Linked DNA regions of Mus musculus: region 2 is linked to region 1. A link is a contact called in ENCODE Hi-C data. All regions are on one chromosome and are shown on one strand. The core of a region is the stretch at or near the end of the contact, and the rest is flanking DNA. Distances in the headings are between cores, read along the strand shown. Region 1 holds the start of Tvp23bos (a long non-coding RNA gene). Region 2 overlaps Cdrt4 (CMT1A duplicated region transcript 4).

Evidence for each region. Hi-C counts contacts between places; a loop is a spot of excess contacts on that map.
Region 2: a map of gastrocnemius shows a loop between it and region 1 (2.6-fold over the local background). The contact joins the enhancer-like site here to the promoter of Tvp23bos in region 1. A Hi-C loop is called at or near these places in 3 of 37 maps with a recorded cell type or tissue (gastrocnemius and heart).

What each region holds. Positions count from the first base shown.
Region 1 is chr11:62,920,043-62,924,779 of GRCm38, reverse strand. It overlaps Tvp23bos (a long non-coding RNA gene), which reads left to right and starts at 2,149. Exons shown (of 3, transcript XR_388723.3): 1 at 2,149-3,544; 2 at 4,523-4,657.
Region 2 is chr11:62,965,060-62,969,796 of GRCm38, reverse strand. All of the region lies in intron 1 of Cdrt4 (CMT1A duplicated region transcript 4), which reads right to left. Among named protein-coding and RNA genes, the nearest start is that of Cdrt4os2, 16 kb to the right of the region's middle. RefSeq lists an enhancer at 1,517-4,019. Within about 2 kb of position 2,881, at least 3 of the 3 ENCODE cell types and tissues checked have a DNase peak (open chromatin) inside an H3K27ac peak, as active enhancers do; they include gastrocnemius and heart, where a contact is called at or near this core.

The sequences.
Region 1 (4,737 bases), core at 900-3,399:
TGCTCACACCGAGGCTCTAGCATCATATTAAAATCTCAACCCTGAGGACAGCCACTCCTGCTTTGACTTTGGTCCTAACTAGAATATGAACACATGCTCTACGGCTGTGCCAGGAGCATGCTGGCCTCAGAGATGTTTGGAGGCCATTGAGAACAAACATCTGGAATTCAGAACATCGCCTTGGAACAGACAGCTTGGGCGTTGGGGTCTTTAGGAACACAAGAATTTTCTTCACAGGAAGCAGTGTGGGAGCAGGAACTGGAAAGAGGAGATAGCTACAAGAAGTTGGAGTTCTGAGGACCCATGGATCCCTCTCAATGGGAGAAAACAGGCCATCTCAGATCCAGTCTTAAGTTGCCCATGCAGATGCAAGTTCCCAGAGAGCAACTAGGAAATGTCTCCATGGGGCAGCTTAGCCAGAAGCAGGGCAGAGCAAGGGCTTCACTGTGGATGCTTTAAAGCTGTTCAACTCTTAGTCCCAAAGGAAGCTCACACCCACTTGAAACCAGACGTCGACAGAGTCCGTGGAACATTAGAGATAAGAAGTGCTTGTAGACCCATCCAGCAGAGAAACCACATTCTGAAGACAAGGACTTGGACACCCAGGACTTGGAAACATCCCCTGCCTGTAGTTACCAAGTTAGAATCAGAGATAAAACTCTTTAGTGTTCTAATTCCCAGTCTGCTTTCCTCCATTGCTAGTATAATTACGTTTTAATGGGATCTAGCGTGACATCGTGATATTGGTATATAATGGTTAGTGGGGGCGGTTGGCACAGGCCACCACCCTAAAAAGCTATCATTTCTTTGCATCACGAACATTCAAAATCCCCTGTGTTATTGTGAAATTAACTGCTGTCAGCCATACTTACTCTACTGTCCTACAGGACATGCTAAGCTATTCCTCCAACCCACTTAAGACCCTCGGCAAACTGTTTCACTTGACTTCTTGATCATCTTCCCTGAGCTTTCTCCAGGTGACAGTAGGTCACACAGAGAAATGAAAAGATGGCAGAGTGTTTCCAAAGGTCACCAATTGTGTGTGCACCTGCCTGCAGGAGGGCTTAAGTCACTCAAATACCACAGAGAGGAGACCCCAGATGTTCATACGTTATTAAAATGTTGAGCATTGACTTGTAAATGTGAACTTCTTCATCTTTCGATACATATTAAAACTTGAACACCCTAAGACAGAAAAATTAACAGATAACATCGCAAAATTTATTTTAACACGTTGGCTTAGTATAAAATGATCCTAAGATACATTTTATGGGCTTAACGGGGTAAAGTTTGTCTTTCTTTGCTTGGAGTTGCTTCTCTCATCCCTCTGAACAGGGGACCCTTCTGTCTCATCTCTCCCAGAACTTTGGTGTCCTCTTCAATCAAATGAAAGATGGAGACGAAGCCAGCCTTGAGGACTGGACAGCGAGCAGCACTCTGGTATCACAGAGGCTCTGATTAAGTTGCACAGAATGAAGTCTCACAAGGGAGGCTAGGAAATGTAGTTTAGCTTGTGTCTAAGAGGGAAAAGGTCATGGGGTTTGGGGAATAGACAGTTAACTCTGCCACAGAAAGTTAAGTCCCCTGCTCCCTCATATATCCTAAGAGAGTAGTTACATGTTTCCAAACCTACTTTGCTGTTTGGAAACTATCAGTCTAGAGGACCAGGCACAGACTAACACAGCCACCCACATTCCCTTTCCCATAAAGCAGAACTCCTTAAAGACAACCAGATTTGAGAAAAGGGGAGCTATTAACAACAGCAACCATTATCAAGTGTTTGTCCCGGGTAAGCAACTTAAATGTGTCAACTCAGCCCTCAAAACAACCCAATGGCATAGCTGCTATCATCATCCCATTTTTCCTATGAGGAAACTGAGGCTATGACAGCTTACACAACGGGCTCAAATTACCCAGCAGTGGACAAGATCTGACCTCTCACACTGGCTCCAGTCCGTGGTGCCAGTCACTACTTTGAGTTGACCCCAGAATGAACATGAACATGAAGCACTGCCAGCTCTTTGTAGACGTCTACATGAGGCTGAGCAGGAGGAGAGGAGAGGTGGGGCTGAGGGTGGCATGGCATGAGGGGGCTGACAGCAAGCCCGGAGCAGGAAGAGCCAGGAGGGCAGCTGGTAGGATTACAAGGGCAAGAAGATGGCAGTGGGCTCCAAGGTTAGGCTGGGGGCTCAGCTGTGTCACTCAGCAAGCCCTGCCAGGAGGATTCTAAGACCCTGCTGGTAGCTGTTGTATGTGAAAGCACCATTCCTGGTGGCCCATGTCCTTGATTAAATTCATGGAAATTAGACAGTCTGACAGGGTGGTTGTACTAGTAGTTAATTGTCCGTGGCTAAAACGAAACACCCATGATTGCATACCTTATTATGGAAAAAGATTTCTTTAGTTCAAGGTTTCACAAGTTCAATGACAAGATGGTAGCATCTAGTATAGGCTTCCTGGTGGGTGCTATGGTACTGGTGGACAAACCACACGGTGGCAGCCTTCTCACTAGGTAGAACCTAAAGTTTCCACATCACCTCCCAATACCGCTTACCAAGAATCAGACTCCCAACACCTGCTCCCGTGAAGGACAAAGGACACCCAGAGGCAGCTTAGCCCAGCCTGGTAGTTCTGTCTGGTAGCTCTCTGCACGGTCTCTTCAGTACCTCGGCATGGCCTCCCAGTGGACAGACACAACCCGGCCCAGCTCTCTCCCAGCTTAGCGGAATGGGTGTCTTTGTCCTTTGGTATCAGGAGTAAAAAGAAGAACCGGTCTGCAAACCCAAGACTGGTCCCCACTGACAGTCAGCTAGCTGCCTCCTTCCCAGATGGTATGTCCCCACTGTCTTTTGCTTGCTCTTCACACAGAATCTGCTAAGCACTAGGTGGCACGGTTGAGCAACCATTAAAAACTATTTCCGTCAAGGCCCAGGAGAAAAGGAAATTGAATTGGAAGTTGGAGGAGTGAGGGTTAGTGGCAGAGAAGGCCGATCGGTCCCTGGAATTCAACCTGCTCACAGCCTCCATAAGCACGGGTATGCTGTGCTCTAAGCCGATAGGGCTGCGTGCAGAGGAGGCGCCCTCAAGAGCAGATACCGCCAAGCCAGTGAGGAGGAGCCTGCTGGAGAAGGCTGGGAATCCCTTCCCACCATCCTATCAGAACCCTCTGGTTGTCGCTTGCTTCCTCCTCTCAACCATGTCGCCCTGTTCACCCAGAGCAGAAATGCTGGCAGCTGTCATGGACAAGTGAGATGAGGCACACGTCTCCAGGATGACCCACGGGCTTCTCTGCCTGTCGCTGCCATTTTCAACCCTCTTCCCCTCCCCGCTCTGTTTTCCTGTCTTCCTCTCTCCCTCCCTCCTTCTTCTTCTCTCCCCACCCCACTCTCTTCGAAGGAGAATTATATTCAGCTCTGTGGGTTGTTTTTAATGCATTCCAGATGCCAGAAGAAATCTTGGCCTGGGCTCAGCGTTCTTCTGACTTCAGGCCTCTCCCCCACCTACCTCCCTGTCTGACTCCCAAGGCCACACAAGGAAAAATCAGGTGGGCTAGCGCCATCTGCTGGCAGCTTCCAGAAGCTTAAGGAAGGCGGGAGGCGGTTAAGGTGGGGCAGGAATGGTTTCTTGTAACTGGCGTGATGTACTCGGTTGGAAAAATTCGGATTATCTGGGAGAAAATGGTGTGTAAATCAAAACGCTTCAACCCATGGACACTCCGGTAGTGGTTGTAGTGGTGGTGGTGGTGGTTCTTCGTAGTAGTCATCATCGTTGTCATCTCCTCCTCCTCCTCCTCCTCCTCCTCCTCCTCCTCCTCCTCCTCCTCCTCCTCCCCCACTCTGTCCTCCTTCTCCTCCCCTTCCTCCTCCTCCTCCTTTTCTTTTTCTTTTAAATTACAGTCTGGGACCCAGCCGGGTGGTTTTTAACATCACATTCTTTGAAAAACAGAGATTTTGGCGTCTCAGCTTGTGTTCCCTAAAGGAAGCTCGGGACTCTGTAAATTAACTTTTAAGTGACCGGTCTGGCAACACCTAGTCAGCAGGAAAATTTAAAGGAAAAAATCAGGAAATGAAAGCGCCCACTGTAGTTAAGGAAATGTTATTGGAAGGGTTTTCAGGGTGGTATGGAGGCTGTGAATATAGTGGGTTATGCCAGGTCTTGGAAATGGAATCAGATCTCTTGGCAGTTGGGGGAGAGAAGGGCTGGGGAGGTCATAAGACAGCCAGGAATGAAGTTCCAGTGCCAAGCAAGGAGGCCCAACCTGGGGCCCCATGAGTAGCATGAAAACCAGACCTGACAGCTGTATGAAGCCCAAGCACAGTCCAGGCTCCATCAAGGGAGACCTGGCTGAGCATCCAGGATGCTGAGACTGCCAGGAAGCCCAGAACCAGGGACTGAGGGGCCCTGTGGCATGTGACTCTACCAGCACAGGCTTCTCATGCAGACATCTACAGAAAGGACTGTTTCAACATGCAAAATGCTATGCCCCCTTTCTTCTGGCTAACGGCATCTTTGTCTTTGTCAGCTCCTGGTGTTTGGTGACACAGAAGGAGCAAGCAGGGCAGATCGAAGGCATAAGTGAAATCCTGTGGTTTCTGAACAGGCCAAGATTCACTTGAATAAGAAATGAAAAACCGAGAAGATCGTTGAAGAGCACAGGGTGAGCTTTCAGCCAGGATTTATGTTGAGGAGTCGAGGGGGAGGGAGTTAGATAGTTCTGGAAAGCAGTGCCAATAACTA
Region 2 (4,737 bases), core at 1,632-4,131, 44 kb before region 1:
AAGTTTCTGCAAGGCAAAAGACACCGTCAATAAGACAAAAAGACCACCAACAGATTGGGAAAGGATCTTTACCTATCCTAAATCAGATAGGGGACTAATATCCAACATATATAAAGAACTCAAGAAGGTGGACTTCAGAAAATCAAATAACCCCATTAAAAAATGGGGCTCAGAACTGAACAAAGAATTCTCACCTGAGGAATACCGAATGGCAGAGAAGCACTTGAAAAAATGTTCAACATCCTTAATCATCAGGGAAATGCAAATCAAAACAACCCTGAGATTCCACCTCACACCAGTCAGAATGGCTAAGATCAAAAATTCAGGTGACAGCAGATGCTGGCGAGGATGTGGAGAAAGAGGAACACTCCTCCATTGTTGGTGGGAGTGCAGGCTTGTACAACCACTCTGGAAATCAGTCTGGCGGTTCCTCAGAAAACTGGACATAGTACTACCGGAGGATCCAGCAATACCTCTCCTGGGCATATATCCAGAAGATGCCCCAACAGGTAAGAAGGACACATGCTCCACTATGTTCATAGCAGCCTTATTTATAATAGCCAGAAGCTGGAAAGAACCTAGATGCCCCTCAACAGAGGAATGGATACAGAAAATGTGGTACATCTACACAATGGAGTACTACTCAGCTATTAAAAAGAATGAATTTATGAAATTCCTAGCCAAATGGATGGACCTGGAGGGCATCATCCTGAGTGAGGTAACACATTCACAAAGAAACTCACACAATATGTATTCACTGATAAGTGGATATTAGCCCCAAACCTAGGATACCCAAGATATAAGATATAATTTGCTAAACACATGAAACTCAAGGAGAATGAAGACTGAAGTGTGGACACTATGCCCCTCCTTAGATTTGGGAACAAAACACCCATGGAAGGAGTTACAGAGACGGAGTTTGGAGCTGAGATGAAAGGATGGACCATGTAGAGACTGCCATAGCCAGGGATCCACCCCATAATCAGCATCCAAACGCTGACACCATTGCATACACTAGCAAGATTTTATTGAAAGGACGCAGATGTAGCTGTCTCTTGTGAGACTATGCCAGGGCCCAGCAAACACAGAAGTGGATGCTCACAGTCAGCTAATGGATGGATCATAGGGCTCCCAATGGAGGAGCTAGAGAAAGTAGCCAAGGAGCTAAAGGGATCTGCAACCCTATAGGTGGAACAACATTATGAGCTAACCAGTACCCCGGAGCTCTTGACTCTAGCTGCATATATATCAAAAGATGGCCTAGTCGGCCATCACTGGAAAGAGAGGCCCATTGGACTTGCAAACTTTATATGCCCCAGTACAGGGGAATACCAGGGCCAAAAAGGGGGAGTGGGTGGGCAGGGGAGTGGGGGTGGGTGGATATGGGGGACTTTTGGTATAGCATTGGAAATGTAAATGAGTTAAATACCTAATAAAAAATGGAAAAAAAAATCGATATTTTGTCATTTTTCTTTCTAAGGATCAAACAGAATGTGGATGATATTTAAAGGGGGGGGGGGTCAAAGTGGTCAGGTTCAAAACAACAGATTTTACTGTGGGACTGTTTTCTCCATATGGCTACATAGACACTATCTGGGCTCTCCCTAGGCCTTCAAGGCCAGAGCCCATCTGCCTCTGCTGTCTGTATGTGAGTATACATATTCACATATACACCCACCCATAATTATGAAGGGGTCTTCGGGGTAGGTTTCCATCATCTGAGAGCACAGGTTCAAGAACAGAGGGTTTAAAAGATCTGCCTGCCACATGATTCCACGGGGCCTAAATCCTCAAGGGCCCCATGAGAATTTTCCCTGAATTGTTCATCATCTCAGACACAAAAATAAACTTTTACTGCATAGAAGGCCTTGTCTCATCCCACCCCACCCCGACAGTCTTCAATTGCTGTGGTGGGCACCCACATTTACCCCAGCTTTCAACCCCAAGTCACTTTGCCTCTCTGTCTCCTGGCTACTAGCAGGAAGAGGGGGGCTCCCCTGCACCTGTCTCTCTTCTGTCTCTGCCCCTCCTCACACAGGAGCAGGCCCAAGAACTGGAAAGTATTGTAGGTCTTTAACACCCCACCAAACATTCCCACCAAGCATTCCTTCTGGATTTACCCTACCCGAGAGAACACTGCCAGCCCTTCAAAACTCTCTTGTTCTTGTTCCCGGATGCAGCTCAGAGGAGACAAGCTGACTTTTGCTCTCTAGAGTGGGAAATGCAAAAGGCACTAGCAGAGCGAGCTGCTGCTGTCCAGGTCACACGCCCCTCCCAGGCGTTGCGCCTACAGGGACGCTGTGGCTTTCCTGTCCACCGAGTGGAAATTCTAGATGCAGAAAGTGTCCAGACTGACCCTGCGTTCGCGCCTCTGCCAACGACCGTAAACCTGTTTCTGTCCTGCTGGAGCTGCAGTGTGGAGCCAGAAATCTGGAAGAATTTAACGCGTAGTGGATTCAAACACAGGAAAACATTGTTCAAAGTAAACACTGGAATCCCTCCCTCATCATGCAGGAATGTGGAGCCAGCAGGGTCTGAGCTCAGCAGCTTCTCAGAAAAGCCCCTGCTAAACCCAATCAGTGCCCTGCACCCGGCTCTCCACACAAGCAGTGCGGTGAGCAGCTCGAACTAGGGGATCCTCTGCATAGCCTGCGAGCCAAGGCAAATTCTGCCTCTGTCCGTGAGAAGCAAAGAGTCACCAGGAGGGGAGAGGGGCTCAGCATGCAGTGGGACTTTCCATTTCCTTCGCTTCCAAGAGCTGTGAAAGAGTCGCTTTTCCTGGAGAAGAAAGGAGGCTCTGTGGCAGAGAAGGAGCTAGTCTCCTGCCCATGTGTGAGTGCTCCCTGGACAGGACAGGGCCACGGACATGCGCTTCCCTTTCCCTGCGCCTTAACTAATTCCATCTCTCCGAAATCCTGTGCCAAGGTCCCCGCCCCACTTCCGCTGACTCTGGAAAGTGGAAAGAAAGAACTGCTTTATCCAAGGGCTGTAAAATGGATTCCAGAAAGTGGGTTCATGTTTAATCATCTGTGTCACTGTGTCTTTCGGCCTAAAGCACTGCCTTCTGTTCCCCCTCACACAGATGCAGAGCTGAAACAAATGGTTGTAAGATTCTTCACAGTGAAGAAGGATTTGTGAGGGATGCAGGTCCTCATGCGGCCATTTCTGGGTTGTGAAAGTCCTCCAAAAAGCTCAGGTTGAAATTCAAGCCTTTGGGGGACTGATGACACAACACACTTGAGGGATTAAGACAAGAGCTTAGTCAGTTAAGGGACAGTCTGAACTGCATAGGGAGTTCTGGAAGTTGGGGAGGAGGCAGGAAGAGGAGAGAAAAGATGGGAGGAGAGAAGGGAGGAAGGGAGGGAGCGATGGAGGGAAGGAGGGAGAGAGGAAAGGAGGGAGGGAGGGAGGAAGGGAAGGATTTAATCCCCAGTTTGAGGCTATAATGGTCAATAATATTGTTAACTTAGCAGGCTCAAGGATCACCTAGGAGACAAGCCTCTGGCAAACCTGAGAGATTATCCTGATTTGCCTAGGATCAGATCATGCCTGTGAGGGATGCTCTTGGTTAGACTCATTGAGGTGGAGGTGGGGCTCACCCCCTGTGGACAGCACAGGGCTGAATGAGCAAGATAAACACAAGCATTCGTCCACCTCCTTAACCATGGATCCTGATGCCCCAAGCTACTATAGCACGGCTTCTCTGCCATGATGGACAGGGTTCAGGACCTGGTGTGGGTACAAATATAGACACACAAGGCAATGGAACAGAATAGAGCGCCCAGAAGTACACTCACACAGCTATAGACACATACTGAGCTGGGGAAACTAAGTGCCCACATAGAAGAATGAAAGTAGACTGTATAGGAATACCTGCAAAGCGAATCAAAGGTGTCAGTGAAGACTTTACATCACCAGATGGAAGCAAAGCCTCTACTAGCACAGCAAGTGATCCTGAGAATCAATGGACGGTATTACATGAAATTTGAAAGACAGCTAGCTTTGAGCATGCAACGTCAAACAATATCTCAATCAACATAGAAGAGGGCCAATTACCTAAGATTGTCCTTTAATATCTCTCTCTCTCTCTCTCTCTCTCTCTCTCTCTCTCTCTCTCTCTCTCTCTCTCTCTCACACACACACACAGTGCTACTTACACTTGTGCATGTGCACAGATGCACACATATATATCATAGATCGTATGTTTTTGTGTACAATGGATGAATCCATTTAGGCACAAAAGAGACCAAGAAGAGGAAAGGTGAGATATTAAGGGCAAGGGGACAGGGAGAAAGGGGCAGGATTGGGACACAGTCATTTGAAGGCAGAATGGAGGAGTGTTTGCAGGGAGAAAGAGGACCATGAAAGCAGAAGGGGATGAATAAGAGTTAAGAGTTAAGTGTGGTGTCGTCTATAAAACGTGCACAATCATCTTAACAGATGCACAAATCCTTTGACAAAATCCAACATGATTTTATGTTAAAAGTCCTGGAGAGAGTGGGGCTTGTGGGAACATAACTCGACATATATAGTCTATATATTACAAGCCCACAGCTAACATCATTATATAGAGAGAAAAAAATCAAAACAATTCTAATTCAAATTGGGAATCAGAGCTGTCCACTCTCTCTGCTCCTTTCCAATGTGATGTGCAGAGTACTAACTGGAACAGTGAGACAAGAGAAGGAAATTAAAGGGATATAAAGAGGAAAAGAAGTCAATTCATCCTTGTTTGCA